Regions from separate parts of the Homo sapiens genome. Here region 2 is linked to region 1. A link is a loop called in an ENCODE intact Hi-C map of the cell type or tissue named here. Cell type or tissue: endothelial cell of umbilical vein. All regions are shown on one strand.

What was found. A loop is a pair of places that touch in the nucleus more often than their neighbours do. Peaks named below come from ENCODE experiments on the same cell type or tissue, not always from the same donor. Only the 100,000 strongest peaks of a DNase experiment are listed, where the experiment ranks them.
Region 2: it touches region 1 in a loop (4-fold over the local background); 6 of 110 quality-filtered maps call a loop at or near these places.

The regions. Positions count from the first base shown.
Region 1 is chr18:64,332,797-64,335,296 of GRCh38, reverse strand. The region is part of intron 5 of LINC01924 (long intergenic non-protein coding RNA 1924); the gene reads right to left. Among named protein-coding and RNA genes, the nearest start is that of LINC01538, 74 kb to the right of the region's middle. In endothelial cell of umbilical vein, no CTCF peak of the experiment used is centred here; a DNase peak (open chromatin) is centred at 1,516; H3K27ac peaks cover 1,248 bases.
Region 2 is chr18:64,096,264-64,098,763 of GRCh38, reverse strand. LINC00305 (long intergenic non-protein coding RNA 305) reads left to right here. Exons shown (of 7, transcript NR_190189.1): 5 at 124-187; 6 at 769-930. Among named protein-coding and RNA genes, the nearest start is that of LINC01924, 6.6 kb to the left of the region's middle. In endothelial cell of umbilical vein, no CTCF peak of the experiment used is centred here; no DNase peak of the experiment used is centred here.

The sequences.
Region 1 (2,500 bases):
TGTGGAGGTGTCTCCTTTCTAAACATTCTTATTTGAGAAGTCCTTGGTGGGCTGTCTGCCTACTCCTAACCATTAAATTTGCTAATAGGGGAGAGATGGGATGATTCAGAAACTAGGAGATATGGCATGGTTTAAATCCACCCTAAGTTATTATAGAATGAAAAGTTTAATCATCTGACAACTGTTAAAAAGTCTAAAAAGAGCTAGTGGCTGCTTTCCAAGTAAAATATTAGTGAAAATATATCCAGAGAAATGTTGGTCTAATGGAATTTCTTAATATTGATACCAAATAGTTCCAGGCCAAGAATGAAAGTCCCTGATGATGGAATAATGGGCGCCTGTACATCTGATCCCAATGAGTGGTGCTGATCTCACAGCTAGCCCATGTCCGTCTTCTAACCACTTCAGATAAGAAAGAACAGATGGGTGCTGGTGCTGGTGTGGTGACAGAATTCTCAGCTGGCCCCATATGGTACTGGGATGAACTTCCCATTGGAGAATGAGAATCAGTGGATTCTCAGATGATTTCTAAATCCATGCTTGATTCTAAAGGCTTGGCCAGATGTCTCTAAAAACCTGGCTTCAGATGACCATGAACCCTGCAGTTCTCTTTGGTAGGTTTCCCATAGCTTTCTTGGGTTCTGAGCTGATGAAGAGCAGTGCACCTGCCACTGCAGCCTCCTCTATCCCTGGGGGAAAATGCCCAGTAGAGTATGTTGAAAGAGGTTTCCTCTTTGCAGATTGTTAGAATCTATGGTCTATGGAAAGTGATTTTCTGTTGTTTAAAAAGAATTCTCAAATTCTAGAAGATAGAGATGTTATATTGTACAGTTTTGAACATTCTTAATTCCTGCCAGCTTTTAGTAGAATGTTCTGAAAAAGCAGATGTTGGACATGAATCCACGCTATGCATACCTATTTAACCCAATATCCAAGTTTTGGCAAACTCCAGGGAAATTTACCAAAACCAACCTGAAGTGAAATTAAGTAATAATAATATGGAGAAGACAGATTGCTATTCTAGATAATTTGAGAAAACAAATGAACTCTCTCAAGAAAAATTACCGGTCTTCTGAAAATGTAAGAGAGCTATTGTTTACAGTGCAGACATGACTTGTACTTTCAGAACAATCACAGTATGGGATTTCATCACCTAAACATAAGTGAGGGGCCCCTTAAAGGGTTCATCATCAATGCCAAAATTATGAGCCAAACTTCATACTTCCCTCCAAATTGTACAATTTTTACCCCGGCATTATTTGAGAGGAGTATTAATGTTTCTGTTCTCTATATTGTCTGATTAGCTCCCAAAGTGGCTCCAACCAAACCATCAGTTTTAATCAAAGACTTTTGCTTTAAAACAAATAAGAGCTCCATCATTTTCACATCTGACACCAAGACAAGAGGAGACAAGAAGGGGTGGTGTGGCTGCACAGCAAATCATATGTCTTAAATGTTTTCTGTCCATGTAACAAGGAAAACAGAGCGTAAAATAGTCATGAGTCACTGATGATATAAAACCCGGAAACACCCATTTCCTAGGAAAAAAGAAGCAATGAATTGCACATTATCTTGAATGTCTTTTTTGTTCATCCGCATAGGAAAATGCTTTTGAATGTGCCATTGTCAGTGATTGGCAGAGAATAATTATATTGTTCCTGTATAGTTTTGAAAGATTAAAAGGTAGATTAAAAAATAATTTAAAGGTAATAGTGTACATAGCTATTTCTCTTCAATTTGTGTAAATAGTCAGTCACCAAAATGGAAAAAAGAAAAAAGCTCTCTTTGATAATACACACTGTTAGGCAGAGTGTCTGTCATTTCAGCATAATCAGATGAACTTTTGTTTGCAAATTATAAATTATTCAGAAAGCTTCTTATTACAGTTATGTGGTTGTTTACTGTGGGAGGGAGGGGGAGCTCACTTCATTTTCCTGATGTACTCTCTAAAAATGGAGACAAAAATAAAGCATTTGGCACATTTAGTGGGAGTGGCTGTTTCAAGCTAAATACAAAAGGAAGACAAATGCAATAATTGGGCTGCATTTATGAAACCAAAATATAATTGCACTCAGGGATTTTGCGGCTATTTCTTCACGTGTGACTGGCTGTATAACAGACTCTTATATAGTATGCCCATAGACTCCGCACTTGGAGGCAGGGTCATTGTTCTTACTGAAGGTCACAATTCAGATCTGACAAGAACAAGTCCAGTGTCCAAAAGCAAACTGCCACTTCGAGAAGCAATCAAGCAGCTTCCACAGGGCTGATTGCCTCCAACTCCACCTCCGGGCATTTAACAAAGTGGCAGCCAGGTCTTGATTAATCAGCAGAGGCACTAATGAACCAGCCTTGCCGGAGGTTTCCTGCTCTCTCTGATTCCTAACTGCCTCTTTAGTGAATGACTTGGGGCCTCAAGTGAGCCTTACACAGACAGCCCCATTTCTGCCTGGGCACAGACTTTTGATGACAGAGGAGAAAGTCCCGCTAACTGGTGCAT
Region 2 (2,500 bases), 240 kb after region 1:
TTTAGATGAGCACTGATTCACACAGAAGAATGGGGGACTTTTACACTCCCAGGGTTACTCACTTTCATTGTGTTTTGCAGCATTCACTGAAAACAACAATTTATTTTCTTTTTTCACTTGCAGGATGGAAATTATCTGGTTCCACCCCTGGATATGATCAACCTTCATAGACTGTGCATTATACATGGTGAGTAACCATTTCAAATTCTTTCTTTAAAGTTACAAACCTAAGAAAAAAATTAACCCTATTTATAGAGTTTCTCATAATTTGTTTCCCAAATTAGAATGTTACTTATGAGTACATGAACTCACTTCAAATTTTCTACTTCTGTTTCAAGATGTAAAGCCACTAATTGAATGTGGAACTGGTGTGTGATCCATGCCAATTAAAAAAGAATTATCCTCCTTATTGTTGCATTCTGCACTCTAGGTTACACTTCTAACTGCCATGATTTTTATAATAACAGAACTCACTCCTGGGTCTTCATTTTCTGCCGTACCTATAAACACGGTCAGGTTTATGAATCGCTTACGAAGGCACTAGGAACTGAAATACTAGTTTTTAAAATCTGAATATTGACATAGAAAAAGGCTTCAGATTAGATGGATAGTTTCAACTTTTATATTTCTAGTATTATCTTTAATGGACAATGTTGGTCAGAGAACTTTGCCTCTGTACCTTTATTCAATAATACGTAATAAATCTTTAATTTTGTTGTTGGTTAGTTGTTGCCACCTTGCTCTCCACTCTCCTGTCCCTTATCTCAGTAGCCATCTCTGCGACCTGCAAAGATGAAAAGGGAAAGCAGGAGATGGAAACTGGTCAGCAGCCTTCTGGTTTATCAGCCACACTTACAAAGGTCAAATGTGCAAAGCGTCAGAAGACAGTGGTTAGAGTGAGATTCTACATGCTCTCAATGAAGAATAAAGGTAAGTTCAATATTTCATGAAACAAAAAGTTTTTTAAGTTATTATAAAGGAATGTTTCCATGGCTACTTTTTTATTAGTATTCAATATGAGGACTTGAAATAATATTACTTCTGATAATAGAGTGCTTAAAATTTTACTTTTTTTGCAATCTAAAAGCTCCCTCTTCTGACCACGCGGAGTAGTTCTTTATAGGCTCTTTTTAAGAATGTTCTTTATATTTTTTCTTTATTTTATATATATTCTACTTTAAAAACTTTCATAAGTCTTAATAATAAGAACAAGCAAATCTGAAATTATATAAAAGACACCTTGTGCTCAAACCTTGGACTGGAAACATAGCAATTACAAGTTTTACATTATTGTTTCCCTCCAAAGTTACAGTAAGTTGTATTTCTAAGACAATAAGAATCCATTGTCTTGAGTAGTAATTATAAGCTGCTTTTTGTGGCAAATATTGTGTTACTGAATCACCAGTGGTGGGGCAGACTCTTTGGTTTTTACAAAATAACATAATTGTATATAATATAAATCAAATACAGAAAATCTTGAAAATATACAAATAGATTTAATTCACAGCAATTAATTCAGCTATTAGCATCTTTAAAAATACATCTTTCATGGCTGCATAATATTCTACGATAAACACATATTACAACTTTCTTAAATAATCACATATGGATAGTTATATCCAGTTATAATGATGGAAATATCATTACACTAACATAACTTTATAAAGTCCCTTCCAGAAGCATTATGCAAACTTACAATTCTGTAGACTGTACATGAGTTCTCACCATGTCCTCCAGAATTCTTAGCATTTTAAATATTTACTAAATTTATTAATTTTTAAAATGCTATTTAAAAATTAAAGTTTTATTATAGTTATATAAAAATATTATTCCTCTAGTTATTTTGGCCATTATTATTATTATTGTACTTCTCTGTAAACTAACTTTGTGTTCATTAAACATTTTTCTAAGAAAGCATTCAAGATTTACTTGGGAATTTCAGTAGTTCCTCATATGTTCATTAAATATTTTATTATTGTGTTCTTTAACTTACTACGTTTTGTAATACAAAGAAGATTTTAATATGTCATATAGTCAAATCCACATTCCTGAATGGAAATATTTATTCCCATATTATATTCATTAATTTTTGGTATGATTGTTTATAGTTGGTGGTGTAATTCATCTAGAATTAACTTTGTTGTATACTGTAAAGATACAAATAGCATTACATTTTCCTGATAGTTAACGCTCGACATTTAATAAATAATTCATATTTATTCAATGGATTTTAATACCAACAGGATTATACACTATAAACTTCTGTATATGTACCTATTTCTGGTTTTACTATTTTCATTTATTGATTTCTCTATCTAGTCAGCTATGTTAAGCATTTTAACAGTCTAGTTAAGTCACTTTTTATTATCCCTGTTTTTCAAAATATTTTTGCTGTTTCGGACATTGATAATTTTACATTTTAGAACCATTTTGCCAAGTTTTTAAAAACTTCTAAGATTTTTAAGATTTTTGTTGGAATTGCATTAAATTTGGGAAAAAC